Linked DNA regions of Homo sapiens: region 2 is linked to region 1. A link is an interaction called in ENCODE POLR2A ChIA-PET data of the cell type or tissue named here. Cell type or tissue: GM12878. All regions are shown on one strand. Links, peaks and the distances in the headings refer to the core of each region. The heading gives the core; the rest is flanking DNA. Region 1 has its middle 53 kb from the start of B3GNT2. Region 2 overlaps COMMD1 (copper metabolism domain containing 1).

Region 1 (12,561 bases), core at 2,326-10,325:
CACTGGTGTGTGTGTGTGTGTGTGTGTGTGTGTGTGTTCAACTGACACTACCACAGTGTTAAATCGGTAATAGGGTTTGATGTACACAATGTATACTCTTTTCTCTCAGTCCCAGTCCTTGAAAGGTATTTTCATATAGCAAGTGCTCAATAACATTTGAGAATATTCCTCCCACTTCACTCTCTAAAATAGATTGAAAACTTCTTGATGGACAATTGTTTCCAGGCTACATCAAGGGCTGCAACAAATCAACAGAAAAATACCAAAAGAAAAACAGGGCCAGGCGTGGTAGCTCACACCTATAATCCCAGCACTTTGGGAGGCCAGGGCAGGCAGATCACCTGAGGTCAGGAGTTCGAGACCAGCTTAGCCTAGTAAAGATGGTGAAACCCTGTCTCTACTAAAAATACAAAAAATTAGCCGGGTGTGGTGGTACATGCCTGTAATTCCAGCTACTAGGGAGGCTGAGGCAGAAGAATCGCTTGAACCTGGGAGGTGGAGGTTGCAGTGAGACGGGATGGCGCCACTGTACTCCAGCCTGGGCAACAGAGTGAAACCCCGTCTCTATAAAAGTAACAAAAAATTAGCTGGGCATGGTGGCGCACACCTGTAGCCCCAGCTACTTGCGAGGCTTGGGATAGGAGAATCACCTGAGGTTGAGGCTGCAGTGAGCTGTCATCGCATGCCACTGCCCTCCAGCCTGGGCGATAGAGCGAGACCCTGTCTCAAAAGAAAGAAAGAAAAGAAAACCAGGCAAAAGGCAAAAGACCATTTCATGGAAAGGGAAATAAAAGTAGCAAAGACATAAAAGAAAAACAAAAACGCTCAATCTCACCAATGATTGGGAAAAATGCAAAAATGAGTTTTGACTCATCATACTGGCAAAAATTATGGTATTACCAAGCACTGACAAGGATAATGGGAAATACAGTCATCGTTGCTTAATGACGGGGATACATCCTGAGCAGTGCATCATTAGGCAATTTCATCATTGTGTGAACATCACAGAGTACTTACACAAACCTAGACAGTACAGCCTACTTACATGGTAGAGTTTATGGGCTACAAACCTGTACAGCATGTTGCTGTACTGAATACTGTAGACAACTGTAACACAATGGTATTTGTCTGTCTAAACACAGAAAAGATACAGTAAAAATACGGTGTAAAAGATAAAAAATGGTATACCTGTCTAGGGTATTTATCTGAATGGAGCTTGCAAGACTGGAAGTTTCTCTAGGTGAGTCAGTGTGTGAGATGTCAGTGAATGTGAAGGCCTAGGACATTACTGTACCCTACTGTAGACTTTACACTATACACTTATGCTACACTAAATTAAAAAATTTTTCTTCAATAAATTTAACCTTAGTTCACTGTAATTAACTTTTTGGCTCTCTTTTAATAACACTTATCTGAAAACACAAACACACTGTACAGCTGTATAAAAATATTTTCTTTATAGTCTCATTCTGTAAGCTTTTTTCCTATTAAAATTTTTAAAAATTTATTTACTTTTTAATTTTTTCTTGTCAAAAACCAGGACACAAATACACATTAGCCTAGGTGTACACAGGGTCGGGATCATCAATATCACTGTCTTCCACCTCTACATCTTGTCCCACTGGACGGTCTCCAGGGGCAATACGCGCATAGAGCTGTCATCTCCTATGATAACACTGCCTTCTTCTGGAATCCCTCCTGAAGGACCTGCCTGAGGTTGTTTTACAGTTAACTTTTTTTTTTTTTAGAAACTGATGTTTATTTTCCATCAACCATTTTTCCATGTTGCTTAAGAGCCTATGCAAGAACAGCTTAAGACCAGTCAGTGGTTGCTCCTACCCATTCAGTGGCCTGAGCAGTGGGAGCTGCAGACCAGTCTTCCGTGGCAGGCTGAGCGCTCCCGTCTTCAGTAGGGAATAGGCACAGAGGGCACCTGTACACCTTCAGACCAGTCTGCAACCTCAGGCTGAGTAACAGTGAACTCAGGAGCTGGAGCAGTCCATTCACCCTGAAATTCCTCCTTGGTCACTGCCTTTTCAGCAGCAGCCTGCTCTTCTCTTTCAATCTCTTCAGGATCTCTGTAGAAGTACAGATCAGGCATGACCTCCCATGGGTGTTCACAGGAAATGGTGCCACGCATGCGCAGAACTTCCCGAGCCAGCATCCACCACATCAAACCCACTGAGTGAGCTCCCTTGTTGTTGCATGGGATGGCAATGTCCACATAGTGCAGAGGAGAATCTGTGTTACACAGCGCAATGGTAGGTAGGTTAACATAAGATGCCTCCATGAGAGGCTGGTGGTCAGCCCTGGGGTCAGTAACCACAAGAAGCCGTGGCTCCCGGAAGGCTGCCTGGATCTGGTTAGCGAAGGTTCCAGGAGTGAAGCGGCCAGCAATTGGAGTGGCTCCAGTGGCAGCAGCAAACTTTAGCACGGCCCTCTGGCCAGTATTCCTGGAGGATATAACACTGACATCAGCAGGGTTTTCAATGGCAACAATAGCACGAGCTGCCAGCAGAAGCTTCTCCCAGGTCCTCTTCAGATTTATGATATAGATGCCATCACTTTTCCTTTTATAGATGTACTGTTCCATCTGGAAGTCAAGATTGGTGCCACCTAAGTGAGTTCCTGCTGCAAGGAACTTAAGGACATCCTCCTCCTTCATTTGCAGGACATCAAGGGCTCCGGACATTGTGAAAGTTTCCCTTTAAGTTACGATGGGAATCCAGAACAACGCCGTATGGACCCCTCTGCAGGTAGCGTGGAAAGGACTTTTTTTTTTTTTTAATAAGTAGAGAGTATACTTAAAAGATAAAAAGCACAGTATAGTAAGTACATAAACCAGTAACACACTTATTATCAAGTATTATGTATTGCACATAATTGTGTTATATTTTTATATGACTGGCAGTGCAGTAGTTTATTTATACCAGCATCACCACAAACACATAAATAATGTGCTATGACACTAGTGATGGGAATTTTTCAGCTCCATTATAATCTTATGGGACCATTGTCACACATGTCATCTGTCATTGACTGAAACATCGTTACGCGGAGCATGACTGTAGATATTCTCATACACTGCTTGTGAAAGTATACATTGGTTGGGCTACTTTAGAGGGCTATTTGCCAATATTTATATGCATTCTGAGTTTGAGAGATTCTGAGAACTATGCTGGAGCCACTTCATACCAGCTAACAGAGCTGATTGTGCATTCATGTCTCATTAGTAGTTTGAAATCGGCCATGGTGGAAGAATTCACACCATGGAAATTGGCAAATGCTACAAATCAGCCCCACTTCCTCTTTTTGGAAGACTGGTTGTTAAACATTTATTAGTACTCTAAAGTCTATTTGACAGTGTCTACAATAAAAAAAAGAAAGAAAGAAAGAAAAAGCACATAACCCATGATACAGTATTCCTGTTTTCTAAGATATATTTGTACATGTAAACAGGGATGCATGTTCAAGGATGTTCACAGCAGCATTATTTGCAATGGAAAATTGAAGACAACCTAAAAACCCACTCATTGATAGTGTAAACCAAAAAGCATCTGAGACAGGTCTCAATTGATTAAGACGTTTACTTTGCCAAGGTTAAGGACCGTGGCCCATGCTGCAGCCTCAGGAGGTCCTGAGAACATGTGCCCAAGATGGTGGGATTGCGGCTTGGTTTTAGGGAGACAGAAGTTATGGGCAAAGACATAAATCAATACATGGAAGGTATACATTGGTTTTGGCCTGGAATAGGGGGACATCTCAAAGTGGGAGTTGGGGGCTGTTTCTAGGTCACAGGTGGATTGAGAGATTTCCTGACTGGCAGTTGGTTCAAAGAGTTAAGCTCTGAGTGAAGAGTTGAAGTCAGCTTGAGTTATGGTAAGGGGGGAATGTTTTGGAAGCCAAGGTTTTTGTCATGTAGGTGAAACCTCCAAAGAACAAGCTTCAGAGATAATAGATGTGACAGTCTCTTATCTGACCTAAAAGGTGTCAAACTCTGTGGAAAAACCTAGTAGAGGAAGGAGATTCTCTAAAAAAATGCAAATTTCCCCCACAAGGGACAGCTTTGCAGGGCCATTCAAAGTATGTCGAAGAAATATATTTTGGGGTAAAATATTCTGATCTCCTTCCGGGCCTGCTGTCTGTCATGAGATGTTACATCAGAGTCAGGTTGGAATTTGATCTTATTGCTACAAAGAGTCTGTTTTGTCGGTCTTAAAATCTCTGTTTTAATGTTAATGCTGGTCAGTTGGGTCTAAACTCCAAAAAGAGAAGGGTATATAATGAGACCTTCCCCCTCTCTTCCTGTCATGGCCTGAACTTCTAACCACCCCTCTTCCTGTCATGGCCTGAACTTTTTCAGGTTTTTTTTGGGATCCCCTTGGCTGAGGGGGTACATTCAGTTGGTTGGGGAGATTAGAATTTTGTTTTTGGTTTATAATAGGAAACTCAAAAACAAAAACCTCCAGCCTATTCTAAATGGAACACTATGCAGCAGTTAAAATTAATAAACTAAATTTATATAAACTGTTGGGAGAAAAAACTTCTCTACCAATTTAGGTCCAATTGGTCGGTGGCCTGTGAATCAACTGACAATACACAGATTAACAGGAGAAAAACGTACTACATATGCGAAGGTACCCTAAAGAGAGTAGCTCCCAGAATAGCTGGGGGGGAAAAAATCACACAGCCATAAAAGAGAATAAAATCGTATCCTTTGCAGCGACATGGATGCAGCTGGAGGCCATTATCCTAAGCAAATTAATGCAAGAACAGAAAACCAAATACCACATGTTACAAGTGGGAGCTAAACTGTGGATTCTTATAGACATAAAGACGGCAATAATAGCTACTAGGGACTACTGGGGTTGAAAGACTAACTACTGGGTACTATGTTCACTACCCGGGTGACAGAATCATTCATATGCCAAATGTCAGCATCACACAATATACCTAAAGTATCAAACATGCACATGGACCCCTAAATCTATGAACACAATTAATGGCTAAACTTCTAGGTGCAAAACTAGGGATGGCATTTGGGCTGTAAAGAATGGCACAGGCTGTGGTTACCCCAGTAACCACTTTCTTCCAGGACTCACTCAAGGCAATAGGGACTTGCTTGGTCTTGCCCCTTCTGTTATGGTTCCAGGGGTGGTTGCCCAAAGGTGATGCAAGTTGATTCTCCCAGGGATGGGTCCCCAGTGAGAGCTCTCAAGCTATTCAGGGACCTTCAGAGCCAAATTCCCCTAGCATTTTGTTCAACTCTTCCCCATGTGTACAGGGACAAGGAAGGGTTTTGCATTATCCTTTCCCATTTGTTGAAATTACATCTATAAGAACTGATGAAGAGAAGGGTCAGTTTTTTCCACCTGTCTCAGGGAACTGGGTGGGCCTGATAACTCTCCCACTACATGCTCCTGGCCCCAGATTATCTGGTTACTTATTTTTAAACTTCCTGATATTAGGGGAAAAGATTTTTCCCTAAATTCCCTATAAGTGATATTTGAAGCGGTGGTACGCCACCCAGCAAATGGCTGTATCCAGTTTTAATGGTTCATAAAGTAACTTATGAAGTGACTTGTTTTCTTTCAATTCAAAGGAAGTCTGGGGAAAGGCACCATTCATTCATTCAAGATGGGGTCTCAATATGTTGCCCAGGATGGTCTTGAACTCCTGGGCTCAAGGATCCTCCTGCCTCAGCCTCCTGAGTAGCTAGGATTACAAATGTGGCAGTTTGAAAGGCACTTTCTTGGTCTATGTGGTCCGCCTGTACCCAGATGATTTGGAGCCTCACCTTTAGTCCCACCCTGGCCAGCCAAACCAGGGTCAGCCTGGGGCTCCAGGAAAAAATGAAATGTTACATGGCCTTACTTGCCTTTTTCTGCTATTCATAGGCTGATATTGGTTGATAGTAAATATAAACCCACTGGGCAAGTTCATTTTTGCACAGAGTGACAACCGTCACTGAACTCTGTTTTAAGGGAGGGATTTTGGTGGGTTTTTTTTTTTGAGACAAGGTCACCCAGGCTGGAGTGCAGTGGCATGATCTCGGCTCACTGCAGCCTTGACCTCCTGGGCTCGATTGATCTTCCCACCTCAGCTCCCCAAGTAGCTGGGACTACAGGCGTGCACCATCACGCCTCGCTAATTTTTTGTAGAGACAGGATTTTGCCATGTTGTCCAGACTGGTCTTGAACTCCTGAGCTCAAACAATTCACCCACTTCAGCCTCCCAAAGTGCTGGAATTACAGGCATGGGAGGGATTTTTTTTTTCTTTAAATTGAGATGAGGTCTCACCATCATGCCCAGGATGGTCTTGAACTCCTGGGCTCAAGTAATCCTCCCATCTCAGCCTCCTGAGTAGCTGGAACTACAGCTGTGTGCACCACACCCAGCTAATTGTTCAACATTTTTGTAGAGACAGGGTCTTGCTATGTTGCCCAGGCTGGTTTCTAACTCCGGGGCTCAAGTGGTCCTCCTGCTTCAGCCTCCCAAAGTGCTGGGTTACAAGTGTGAGCCACTGTGCTGGGCCAGAATTTATTTATTTATTATTTTTAAAGAACCTTCATTTCCTCTGGCAATCTGCTTGGGGACATGCACATGAATCTCATGGGAGAACAAGAAAACGTTTCCTTTTTGTGTTCTCCACTTTCCCTTCCCTTTCCAGAATCTAGGCCCTGGTGATTCCCTTCAGGAGGCAGGAAAGCGATTCCTTGAAGAACAACAGCCGTCACCTTCCTTCCCAGTTGAGCCAGAAAGGCCCCACAGCTCTGCCACAGATGCTACAGAAAATGTTTCTGGCCTCAACTCCCCAGGGAGGGAGTAAGCCTTGGGGTTAGTTCAGTTGCACAGTTCCACGTCTGTTAGCAGCCACTGGTTCTCTTACTCCAGCTATGTTTAGCTTTGTTTGACTATCTTCCATGGGAACACAACTGCATTAGTGTTCCTTTTCTCAGTTCTCCATTTCAAAAATTTTTATTTATTTATTTAATTTCTGAGAGGGGGTCTTGCTCTGTCACCTAGGATGGAGTGCAGTGGCACAAACACAGCCTCACTGCAGACTCGACCTCCAAGTTCAGCCTCCTGAGTAGTTGGGATCACAGGCATGCACCACCATGCCTGGCTAATTTTTTTATTAGTAGTAGAGACAGGGTCTCCCTATGTTGCCCAGGCTGGCCTTGAACTCCTGAGTTCAAGCAATCCGCCCGCCTCAGCCTCCCAAAGTGCTTGGATTATAGGCGTGAGCCACCGTGCCCCGGTATCGGTTCTCCATTTATAACAACTTGTCACCAAGAACCCGAGACCCAAGCTTGGGTCAATGGTTGTCCAGCTAGGATGAGAATAATGTGCTGGCTATCTGGGTACTGTGGACAGCCTGGAAGCCCCATGTGGCAGCCAACTTACTCATTTTGCACACTGCACCCAGAGAAGGGTGGCACTGAGTGGAAAGTGAGGCCAAGGTCATCACAAACAGCATCAGGCTCTACAAAGAGTGACAGCAACCTGAAGCACAGAGACAGGTCTAACATGGATGCAGGATGTAAGTGACGTTGGACCTAGTCTTAGGTCACATCTGCATACAAAAATCCTCACTACAGGAACTGTCATTATTTAAACACATGAGCAAGGACACAGATTTTTGAAATAAGCACTTATTCTTTTGAAGGGTCTAAAAGGTAGAATGTAGAGATGGAAGACAGTAGACCTGAAATTCCTTCCTGACCACGGCCTTGTACAAATCTTCTGCCCTGTCTGTCCAGATGTTTCCTCATTTTTGACCAGATGCTAAAGCCTCCAAATCAGTCATTCTGAGATCCATGCCAATTCTTAGCCATGATTCTAAAAATAGCCAGAATAGAAATAATATACAATCCTCATATTTATGCTTACTTCTTTAATACAAAAACAGTGTAATAACAGCATGAAGGAAATAATTTAATGATTTTAATTTTTCAGCCTAAAATTATTTTAAACTAATGGTTTCACCTTGTTCCACTTGAGTAATCAAATTCATATTTTCCCCCTTGCCATCTCTCCCCCACCTGCATCCTGTGAATCAACAGAAGTTAAAACCCTAACACCAGTGGGAAACAGAAACTAGCCAAGAGCATGTAAAACAGAAACAAGACAGGCGTGGTGGTGCTGAGGTGGGAAGATCACTTGAGCCCAGGAGTTCAGGCTGCAGTGAATAATGGTTGCACCATTGCACTCTAGCTTGGGGGACAGCGTGAGACCCTGTCTCTATATTAAATTTTAAAATATAATAAAAGAGAAAGAAAATGCCTAATTACAGTTCTTGGTGAATAAATGATGTAAATGCCCATATTTTACTACCTGCTCACGTATAGCGTTAGTATTGTAATCAGATAGTTTATGTACCAAACTTGTAAGTTATGCCAGTTGGGACCATTTATCTAACAGGAAGCAGGCCCAGGCAGGTTCCTTTGCAACAAAGGATGGTTCAATGTTGCATACAGTTGAGTTGCCATGAGAGACAATTATGGCCATCCCCAAATAAGGAAAACTTGATTGCACTTAGATAAAAATTGCGATTTTTCAAATTTTGAGGTCAAAACCTGTATACTCTACAACTAGAGGTAAGCTTAAGCTAATTATGTTCTATTTGAGTCTTCCCTTCTGCTGACTAAATCACCATTTAAAATATTTGTAAACCTTGGTTGTAAAGTTGGACACCTAAGAATTCAAAATAGCAATTGTCCCACAAAGCCCCATCCCTTCCAGTATTGTGTTCTTTTAGGAAAGTATTCAATTATCTCTCAGCTGATCCTAAGATTCCTTCTATATCTTGTCCCTTTCATTTGTTTAGATATTTACTATACACTTTGAGGCTGGGTGCAGCGGCTCATGCCTGTCATCCCAGCACTTTGGGAGGCCGAGGTGGGTGGATCACCGAAGGTCAGGAGTTTGAGACCAGCCTGGCCAACATGGTGAAACCACGTCTCTACTAAAAATATAAAAATTAGCTGGGTGCGGTGGCGCATGCCTGTAATCCCAGCTACTCGGGAGGCTGACACAGGAGAATCGCTTGAACCTGGGAGGCAGAGGTTGCAGTGAGCAGAGATTGCACCACTGCACTCCACCCTGGGCGACAGAGTGAGACTCCTTCTCAAAAATAAATAAATAAATAAAAGGCTGGGCATGGTGGCTCACACCTGTAATCCCAGCACTTTGGGAGGCCGAGGCGGATGGATCATGAGGTCAGGAGTTCAAGACTAGCCTGGCCAAGATGGTGAAACTCCGTCTCTACTAAAAGTAAAAAAAAAATTAGCTGGGTGCGGTGGCAGGTGCCTGTGATCCCAGGTACTCAGGAGGCTGAGGCAGGAGAATCGCTTGAACTCAAAGGGCGGAGGTTGCAGTGAGCCAAGATCGCGCCACTGCACTCCAGCCTGGGTGACAGAGTGAGACTCCATTTCAATAAATAAATTAAAAAGAAAAAAAAACATACAAAAAGATACTTACTGTACACTTCAGAAAACAGTATTTTCTAACATCGGTTTAGCATTTATTTCCCTTTAATTTCTATTTATATTATTTTCTAAATGTTCACTCAGGTGTAAAAAAATAACTTCAACAATTAATAGTTTGACATGATGTCAGCTATTTAAGATACTCAACATCATCCTCTGCTTTTCACCACCTTCTTGCATTTGGGGGTGAAGAGTTAAACTACTTTTTTTTAATGCTGGAACTCTTTTTGAATCATTATTAAAATAAGACTGGGGGAAGAGAGGTTATATAAAGGAAATAAAGAGTCTATAATGGAATTTAGGCTTTTGCTGTTACAGCTGAGAAGAACTAGAGCTTCCAAGGAAAGCCTGACCTAAGAATAAGGCCAAATCTTTTGCTTCGTATCAACACAACGCTACCAAAATCTGGAGTTATTTTCTGACTTTATTCTGAAAGCTAACTTTTAGCTTGGCTGGACTGTTTTTTTCTTTTCTTCTCTCATCTTTCTCTCTCTCTCATCTCTCTCTCTCTCTCTCTCTCTCTCCTTTTCTTTCTTTTTTAGAGATGGGCTCTTGCTGTTGTTGCCTGAAGCCCCAAACTCCTGGGCTCAAGGCATCCTCCTTCCTCAGCCTCCTGAGCAGCTTGGACTTGAGGCCTGTGCTACCACACCTGGCTAACGGGCAGGAATCTTTCTAAACAGACTGAATTTAGAGTGCTTATTGCTCAAGCAGGGATAATTTCTACAAGGTCCAGTTCAGGCTGAGATTTTTATTTTGTCCCTAATTTCCTGAAATCAAAACAAGTGGTTTTAATCTAGGATCGCACAGGTAGAAAACCTAGTGGGGTCTCTGGGAACTTTATACCTGTTTTCTCCTTCCCTGGTCCTTTCTCCATGCTTTTATTGTTACCAGGGAGATGTCCTGGTTTAATGTAAGTGTCCCTTACAAAACTTTCTAAGAACTTACTCCCAGAAAATACAAAAAATGATGATAGCCAATTAGGCAAGAGAGGGGGTAATTTAGTCTTATACTTTCTCAGAGGGAATACAAATTAATACAGCCTTCCTGGAGAGGAATTTGGCAATGTTTATCAAAGTTAAAAACTGTGTACTAGGCCGGGTGCAGTGGCTCACGCCTGTAATCCCAGCACTTTGGGAGGCTGAGGCGGGTCAATCACTGGAGGTCAGGAGTTCGAGACCAGCCTGGCCAACATAGTGAAACCCTGTCTCTACTAAAAATACAAAAAAAAATTAGCCGGACGTGGTGGCAGGTGCCTGTAGTCCCAGCTACTCAGGAGGCTGAGACAGGAGAATCACTTGAACCCGGGAGGCGGAGGTTGCAGTGAGCTGAGATTGCGCCACTGCATTCCAGCATGGGTGACAGAGTGAAACTCTGTCTCTAAATAAATAAATAAAACTGTGTACTCCACTTCTGGGAATTTATTCAAGGAAAGTCAACTCTTTTCCTAGTTCTAGCCTTCTTTCTGTACATTAGATTGATGGGTCATTAACTGTTCTTAGTATGTTTCTGTATTTTCATAATAGACTATAATAAACATATATACCTTTGATAATAAAAAATTAAAAATCATCAGTAAATATAAAATATACCCTGTTAGAAACAACTTGCATTCAGAAGTGCTTAGTGTTAAATGTGGGGACCACCTGCAACAACCAGTTTTTGGTTTTCTTTTTAATTCTTGAAAACTCAGTATACATTAACTGTAGTTCTTCCAATGACCTAGGGTTTGGGAATACAATTTTAAAAGCCCATGGCCACTCTTGTAGCTATTACTTTCATGGGATGACCTAAACAGAGTTTCAGACTATGACAATGATTTCCTCTCCTTGTGGCCCATGTGCTGTTCCTTCACACTTCCACAGACTTCCATGGGATATATGAGTCAATACTAAGGTGATAGCTCTAGTTATTCCTTCCAAGGACATCTGGAATCCGATTATCTGATGAGATATTCTATTGCTCCATTTTACAGCAGGAGACCTTATCAAAATTCTCCTAGATTACATGACAGCAGCCCTGGGAACAGAAGGCAAGTTTAAAATAGTTTTTTTTTTTTCCAAACCACATTCCTTTCTTGAATCTATTTACAGTACTGTTTCAAGATGTTTTCTGAAGGGTGCACAGGGGCTACATTGAAAACCTTCTGGTTATTGTTTGCTAACTGCTGGGATGGTTTTAATCAGAGAAGAAGCCAATAATTTCAGCTTGGGTGTTAGAAAAGCTCCTGAAATGTCTCCAAACTGATTTAGGAGAAACTGCTTAACAGAAGAGGACTTATTCCTGTCCTGAAACAAACTCCTTAGCATGGACATATGCTGTAATCACAGACCAAGATAACCACATTTTTTGAACATATTATACTCCAAAGGCATCTTAGATTTCTAAATATTATCAGTATCAGATGACAAAACCTGTTCAACAAGGACCATAGCCTCAATATGCTAGTTGACAGCCTCCGCCGTTAGAATGTTCTTGGTGTTTGGTAAGTTCTCTAATAGGACCTACTTTTTATTACACTAGTTTTTCTTAAAGAAATTTTTTGAAAGGGGTTTTATTTTAATGACTCAGGTAAAATTTTCTGAGGTAAAAGACCTCACATCAGTCTCAGCAGACATCTGCCCCTTCCCATGATCCTGACTTGAGGCAAGTGAAGGGAGTCCCTTTGTTGTGAGGCCAATTTAGTTCTAGGTTCCAGAAAAGCCTGAGTCTCTCAGTAGTTCAGATCAAACCAGATGCCCCAGATTTAAGCAGAACTAATCCAAATGCCCAAATCAGTTTCAGAAAGAGCTCAGGTTTTAACTAGGGTCAGGTACATCTTTTCTAGGTTAGGTAGGTGCTCCTATGCCTCAGCTAAGTACATAGCACTTTGGTCAGCCCTATATTTGCATGATAAAAGCTTTTTTTTCTACTTTAAAAATAATTCCTACATGATTTATCATGTATAAATTCTTAAAACCCCACCCAGGACAAACCACTATATCAAGGATTTCCATTGCTGATCTCTCTCACCCTAATCCTATTGAATCCAAGTCTCTGGGGATAGAGCCCTGGAAGCCTACTTTTTTTTTTT
Region 2 (8,000 bases), core at 1-8,000, 80 kb after region 1:
TCCCTGGGAGTTTAGGCATTTTCATTATCACTTTGCCCTCTTCTCCTCCCTCAACCTAAGTATAGGTATCTGAATGCTAAACAAAGATCATTTTAAGGGCTAGAGCACAGTAGTGGGGGAAAAAAAAAGTGGGGTAGGGAGTATCTGTGGGTCATTTTAGGAAATAACGGTAAGATTAGAAATGACAAATAATTCAAGAATCCAGTTGTCCTCTCTCCAATTTTATCTTTCAGAAGAAATAAGGACAAGTACCCTTAGTCAATTCAAATTAAACCCCAGTAATGCCAGTTTCACTGCGTAAAATCAGCCAGATTGAGTGGGAAATTCTAATATACCTCTAGGGTGCTAAGTGGAAAGACCCAATTTCTACACCTGAGTCTGTCTCACACTCCTTCCATTGTGACTAGCTATTTCCCACTCTTATTTCTCTCTTTTTCTCTTATTTTTCTTTCATAGCTTTCAAGATTCTAATTTAACAATTAAACTGCATAACAATTCAAATCATCACAGAGGTTTCCAATTAAATGGTTCCTCCTAAATTACACAGAAACATCTACATTAATTTTTGCTTTGAGGTATAATCTATCAAAAGTTTCACCCTGAAGACTTTTACTAAAAACAAATGAACGATTATAATAAACATCATACCTTCATGATCTAAATGGTACTATTTCTGGTAAAGCATTTGAAATGAAAGCAACAATTAAATTTCCAGTTACCTTTAAAGTAAGTATATATAAGGGCCAGGTGTGGTGGCTCATGCCTGTAATCCCATCAGTTTGGGAGGCTGAGGCAGGGGGATGGCTTGAGCCCAGGAGAGACAATGCTGGGCAACATATGAGACTGTGTCTCTACACACACATAAAAAAAGTAGTCAGGTGTGGTGGTGCATGGCTGTTGTTCCAGCCACTCAGGAGGCTGAGATGGGAGACTTGCTTGAGCCCAGGAGGTCACACCACTGCACTTTAGCCTGGGTAACAGAGCAAGACCCTATCTAAAAAAAAAAAAAAAAAAAAAAAAAAGTAAGTACATATAAAATGTCACTATTGTACTTTACTGAGTCATGGTGACCTGGAGTTATAATTAGTTTTGTTCATATGTTCTGAATCTCTGCAGGCTATTGATAGAATTTCAAGCTTCATCGCCTACTTACCCAGGAAAATATATCATATACATATTTTTGAGAGACAGGGTCTTGCTCTGACACCCAGGCTGGAGTGCAGTGGCACAATCTTGGCTCACCACAGCCTCAACCTCCTGGGCTCAAGCCATTCTCCTGCCTCAGCACCTGTAATCCCACAAGTAGCTGGGATTACAGGTGCTTGCCGCCATGCCCAGCTAATTTTTGTATTTTTTAGTAGAGATGGGGTTTCGCCATGTTGCCCAGGCTGGTCTGGAACTCCTGGATTCAAGCAATCTATCTGCCTCGGCCTCCAAAAATGCTGGAATTACAGGCATGAGCTACTGCACCTGGCACAGCATAGATTTTTATGATGCCAAATATTGATACAAAAAGGCTAAATGGTTTCTAAGAACATGGTACACAAATATTCTTTTTAAAAAACTTTTAAAAATTTAGAAAGGTTAGATAAATAAATACCTCTTTTGAAATAAATGGCTAAACTCACAAAAAAAGCAAGAGGGCCAAGAACAAAGAGGGAGTTGAAAATCAATGGATTTTACTGATTACACAAGACAGAAGACAATACCTGAGGGCTATACAAGCCAGAGAGGGAATTGAGACTTCTGTATGAAACTGTAACCTTCAGAGAGCTTTCTCCTCAGCAAAAGAATGAACAAGTCAAAAATCTACTTAGAAGATAACAAAGAGATCACATGAGCTCTCAATCAAAAATTATAAAACACAGGAATAAAAAAGCTACTATGGACCCGGCATGGTGGCACATGCCTATAATCCCAGCACTTTGGGAGGCCAAGGTGGGTGGATCCCTCGAGGTCAGGCATTCGAGACCAGCCTGGCCAAAATGGTGCAAACCCATCTCTACTAAAAATACAAAAATTAGCCAGGCGTTGTGGCACATACCTGTAATCCCTGCTACTTGGGAAGCTGAAGCAGGAGAATCACTTGAACCCAGGAGGTGGAGGTTGCAGTGAGCTGAGATCACGCCACTGCACTACAGCCTGGCGACAGAGTGAAACTCTGTCTCAAAATAAATAAAAAGTTAAAAAATAAGAATAAAAAATCTACTATGTGTGATAATCAGCAGAAACAAATAACAGCATTTAGACCTGTAAGAACTTTACAAAATGGAATAATCAGATACAGAATAAAAATTATTTTGTTCTATTTTTTGAGACAGGGTCTCACTCTGTCACTCAAGCTGGCATACAGTGGTGTGATCACCACTCACTTCAGCCTCAACCTCCCAGGTTCAAATGATTGTCCTACCTCAGCCTCCTGAGTAGCTAGGATTACAGACATATGCCACCATGCCTGGCTAATATATATATATATATATATATATATATATTTTGTAGAGACAGTGTCACTATGTTGTCCAGTCTGGAAGAATATATTACTTTAAATGACCAGATATGAAAAAAAAGCGAAATAGAATTTCTTGAAATGAAAATATAATCACTATATTGAAGTCTCCAATCTCAAAGAAAAATGCTAAAAAGGCCCACACTGTTTTTGTTTATACAAAAGAGTTTAATTTCTGCATAGAACATTATAGAAACATGCAGGTCAAAAGTACCCAAAAGTAATTTTTTACCGAAAAGTAATTACAGTAGTTAATGTAGCAACGCTACTCTAAGAAATACAGTCCCATGCTCTGGAATTTGTATTTTGATTACACTATAAGAAAATCTGTCTTGTTCACTCATTCACTCATTTAAGAAATATTAAGCCAGGTGCGGTGGCTCACGCCTGTAATCCCAGCACTTTGGGAGGCTGAGGCGGGCGGATCATGAGGTCAGGAGATTAAGACCATCCTGGCTAACAGGGTGAAACCCTGTCTCTACTAAAAATACAAAAAATTAGCCGGGCGTGGTGGCACATGCCTCAACTTCCTGGACTCAAGTGATCCTCCCACCTCAGGCTCCCTAGTAGCTGAGACTACAGGCGTGCACCACCACAACCTGCTAATATTTTCTTTTATTTTATTTTATTTTTATTTTTGAGACGGAGTCCTGCTGTGTCACCAGGCTGGAGTGCAGTGGTGCGATCTCGGCTCACTGCAATCTCCGCCTCCTGGGTTCAAGCGATTCTCCTGCTTCAGCCTCCTGAGTAGCTGGGATTACAGGCACCTGCCACCACACCCAGCTAATTTTTGTATTTTTAGTAGAGATGGGGTTTCACCATGTTAGCCAGGCTGGTCTCGATCTCCTGACCTCATTATCCACCCGCCTCGGCCTCCCAAAGTGCTAGGATTACAGGCATGAGCCACCATGCCTGGCCAGCCTACTAATATTTAAAGTTTTTTTTTTGGTAGAGACAGGGTGTCCCTACGTTGCCCAGGCTGGTCACGAACTCCTGGGCTCAAGCAGTCCTCCTGCCTTGGCCTCCGAAAGTGGTAAGATTACAGGTGTGAGCCACTGTGTCTGGCCTAACATCTGACATTTTATAAAAAGCACCTCCTATAATAGTAATACTATGCAAAGCTATATGGAGATACTGATAAATCTTAAGACATAAATGAACAGAGATTTTTTTTTTATTTTCTTACTAGCAAGTAATGGATTAATTAGCTTTATTTTTTCACTCGTCTCAGGGTTTTTACTGGGTAACAATTTGTAATAAGTTATTTATTAGGCAAAAACCACTGGTCAGGAACTGTATATGCATTTTAAAAAATCCTCAGTATCTAGGCCGGGCATGGTGGCTCACACCTGTAATCCCAGCACTTTGGGAGGCCGAGCTGAGTGGATCACCTGAGGAAAGGAGTTGGCGACCAGCCTGGCCAACATGGTGAAACCCCGTCTCTATTAAAAATACAAAAAATTAGCCAGGCATGGTGGCGTGCACCTGTAATCCCAGCTACTCGGGAGGCTGAGGCAGGAGAATCGCTTGAACCTGGGAGTGGCAGGTTGCAGTGAGCTGAGATCATGCCACTGCACTCCAGCCTGGGCAACAAGAGCGAAACTCCATCTCAAAAAAAAACAAAAAAACAAAAAAAAACCGAAAAACAAAAACAACCACCTCAGTATCCTTAGGAGTTACAATTGGCGTCTTACAGATGAGAAAATCAAGGTTAGAAAGAGTTAATGTCATTTGTCCAGATCATACAGCTACAAACAGTAGGATCAGGATTCAAATCCAGGTCAGTTTGACTCCACAGTCCTTGCTCATTTCACTAGAGCCAGCTATTTAATTTTTATGGTTTTTTTGTTTCTGTTTTTTTTTTTTTTTTGCTGTAACTGTCTATTCACTAATTTCACTTCTTCCCTTGGGTGAAACTGAAATTTATGTAGCACATAGTTCCAACTGCTTTGAAGGAGCTAAATTTAGTATTAATAGACTGACAAACTAAGTTGATACAAGGTTACTGTAGATACTTTAAAAAGACACAACATTTGGGAGGCCAAAGCAGGTGGATCACGAGGTCAGGAGATCGAGACCATCCTATCCTGGCTAACACAGTGAAACCCTGTGTCTACTGAAAATACAAAAAATTAGCCGGGCATGGTGGTGGGCGCCTGTAGTCCCGGCTACTCAGGAGGCTGAGGCAGGAGAATCGCTTGAACCTGGGAGGCAGAGCTTGCAGTGAGCTGAGATCGTGCCACTGCACTCCAGCCTGGGCAACAGAGCTAGATTCCGTCTCAAAAAAAAAAAAAAAAAAAGAAAAGAAAGAAAGACAGCCACACATAAACCCACACTCTGCATATAAACTCTACTGAGATTTCTGGCTGACAAGTAAACTCTGAATGTACAGGACAGATTCTAAGAAGCCCAGATAAAGCTAAAATATGTGAACAGAAGTTTCAGCAGGTACCCACTGAAGGCAAGAGAGGGGCTGGTGTTAGACTCAGTCAAGTTAACTGCCTCCGAACACAAAAAAATCAACATTTCTCAGAGAATCATAACAGAATCCATATATCTACAATGCAGCATTCCCAATGTCCAGTATACAAAACAAAATTATTAGCTATATGAATAAACAGGAAAATATGACACACTCAAAAGAAACAGTTGGAGACCAAACTTGAAATTACCTAGGTGTCGGAATTAGAAGAGAAAGCTACAGTGATAACTATGATTAAGGATGTAAATAAAAAGGATATTTGAAAATTAACACACAGATAGGAAATCTCAAAAGAGAAATAAACTATAAACTAACCAAATTGATATTCTAAAACTAAAAAATATATCTGAGGTAAAAAAGAAAAAATTCCCTAAAAGGTCAAAACAGCAGATTGGAGATGACGGAAGGATCAGTGAACTAAAAGATAAATGGAAAGAAATTATCCAGTTTGAAAAGAGAGAAAAAAAGATTGGGGGAAAAAAACAGAGCCTGAGAAACATATGGGATGCAGTATTAAAAAAATTAACATCTGCATAATTGGATTCTCATAAGAAAAAGGGGAAGAGCAAAAACTGTCTTTTGCTGAAGACAAACAACAAAACTGTTGTTTGGCTGAAACTCCATATTCATCAAAAATATCCATCAAGAATAAAGATGAAATAACAAGATTTTCAGATAAGTGAAAACTAAGCCAACTCCCTGCCCAACATACCTGCACAACAAGAAATGCTAAAGGAAATTCTTCAAACTAATAGGAAACAAAACTAGATGGCAGAACAGATCTTCAGAAAGAAATGAAGATCAGTGGAACGGACAAATATATGGTTAAATATATAAGACTAAGTTTTATTATCTCCTCATCTACTGGAAATACATAGGACTACTTAAAGCAAAAGTTATAATATTGAAATACGGGTTACCACATTAAGAAAAAACCATGACAACTACTGCATAAAAGAAGAGTCATAAACAGAATTCTGTGGTTGTATAATTCCTGAAATTTAAATGAAATGGTATTGTTTTATTTATTTATTTATTTTTGGAGACAGCATCTCACTCTGTCACCCAGGCTAGAATGCAGTGGTATGATCTCAGCTCACTGCAGCCTCAACCTCCCAGGCTCAAGGGATCCTCCCACCTCAGCCTCCCAAGTAGCTGGGACTACAGGTGTGTGCCACCACAACCAGCTAATGTTTCTGTATTTTTCATAGAGACAGGGTTTCACCATGTTGCCTAAGCCGGTCTGGAACTCCTGAGCTCAGGCAATCCACCCACCTCAGCCTCCCAAAGTGCTGGGATTACAGGCATGAGCCACCGCCCCAGGCAAAAGGGTGAGACGTTAAGAATGTATATTGTAATCTCTAGTGCAATCCTAAAGAAAGATGTAGCTAAAAACCCAAGAGAGAAATTAAAATGGAATTCCCCCCCCAAAATTCATTAAGCTGTAAGAAGTAAAAAAGGATAAACAGGAATAAAAACAGAAAGCAAAATAGTAGATCTAAATCCAACCATGTCAACATACTAAACACAAATGGAGTAAGCACTTTAAAAGCAACACTGAACTATCTACAATAGATGCACTTCAAATACAAAGACAGGTTGGAAACTAGTTGGAAAAAGACATTTGATGAAAACAGTAAGTATAAAAAGGCTAGCTTGTGTCTATAGTCCTAGCTACTGGGGTGGCTGAGGCAGGAAGCTCTCTTGAGCCCAGGAGTTCAAGGCTGTAGTGGGTTATAATCACACCTGTGAATAGCCACTGCACTCCAGCCAGGCAACTTAGCTCCTTTTGAAAAGCTTCTTATGGCGTAATGTTTAAGGGGGAAAAAATGGGGAGAGGCTATATTATTTTCAGTTATAGACTCCAAGATAGAGTATTACCAGAAATAAAGACTGACATTTCATAATGATACAACAGGACAGGCATAGTGGCTCATGACTGTAAACCCAGCACCTTGGGAGGCCAAGGTGGGAGGATCGCTTGAGTCCAGAAGTTGGAGACCAGCCTGGGCAACATAGTGAGACAAAAAACAAAAAAATTTTTTTTTAAATTAGCCAGGTGCCATGGCTTGCACTTGTGGTCCCAGCTACTAGGGAGGCTGAGGTGGGAGGATCACTTAGCCCAGGAGGTAGAGGCTGCAGTGAGCTGTGATCACACTACTGCACTCCTGTTAGGTGACAAAGCAAGACCTTGTCTCCAAAAAAAAATAATAAAACAGATAACTTATCAGAAAAACATAATCAGAAATGTATATATGTCTGATATAAAGCTTCAACCTTAAGAAGAAAATTTGTGGCCAGGTGCGGTGGCTCACGCCTGCAATCCCAACACTTTGGGAGGATAAGGTGGGTGGATCACGAGGTCAGGAGTTCGAGACCGGCCTGACTAACATGGAGAAACCCCGTCTCTACTAAAAATACAAAATTAGCTGGGCATGGCAGCACATGCCTGTAATCCCAGCTACTCGGGAGGCTGAGGCAGGAGAATCGCTTGAATCCGGGAGGCAGAGGTTGAGGTGAACTGAGATTGCGCCATTGCACTCCAGCCTGGACAAAAAGAGCAAAACTCCATCTCAAAAAAAAACAGAAAGAAAGAAAATGTGTTGTTATTTAATACCTCCCACCTTTTTTTTTTGAGACAGGGTTTTGCTCTCTCACCTAGGCTGAGTGTAGTAGCACGATAATGGCTCACTGCAGCCTTGACCTTCCAGGCCCAAGCAATCCTCTTACCTCAGCCTCTCAAGTAGCTGGGACCACACGAGTGCACCATCATGCCTGGCTATGTTGCCCAGGCTGGTCTCAAACTCCTGGGCTCAAGCAATCCTCCCACCTCAGCCTCCCAGTGCTGCAATTACAGGTATAAGCCACCATGCCTGGTCTTAAGAAGAAAATTTGAAGGCTGAAGTGAGAGGACTGTGTGAGTGCAGGAGTTTGAGACTAGCCTAGGCAACACAGTGAGACCCTTGTCTCAAAACAAAACAAAACGAAGAAAATTTGAGAGAATTAAAGGGA

What was found. ChIA-PET counts read pairs that join two places held together with the same protein. Peaks named below come from ENCODE experiments on the same cell type or tissue, not always from the same donor. Only the 100,000 strongest peaks of a DNase experiment are listed, where the experiment ranks them.
Region 2: POLR2A ChIA-PET joins it to region 1 with 15 read pairs; 5 of 35 experiments call an interaction of 5 or more read pairs at or near these places.

Annotation. Positions count from the first base shown.
Region 1 is chr2:62,136,508-62,149,068 of GRCh38, reverse strand. It overlaps the pseudogene RPSAP26. Among named protein-coding and RNA genes, the nearest start is that of B3GNT2, 53 kb to the left of the region's middle. RefSeq lists an enhancer at 6,914-7,003. In GM12878, for the core only: no CTCF peak of the experiment used is centred there; DNase peaks (open chromatin) are centred at 3,148, 6,828, 7,681 and 8,078; H3K4me3 peaks cover 302 bases; H3K27ac peaks cover 7,058 bases.
Region 2 is chr2:62,058,361-62,066,360 of GRCh38, reverse strand. All of the region lies in intron 2 of COMMD1 (copper metabolism domain containing 1), which reads right to left. Among named protein-coding and RNA genes, the nearest start is that of B3GNT2, 130 kb to the left of the region's middle. RefSeq lists an enhancer at 134-353. In GM12878, for the core only: no CTCF peak of the experiment used is centred there; DNase peaks (open chromatin) are centred at 20, 1,028 and 4,300; H3K4me3 peaks cover 1,760 bases; H3K27ac peaks cover 2,807 bases.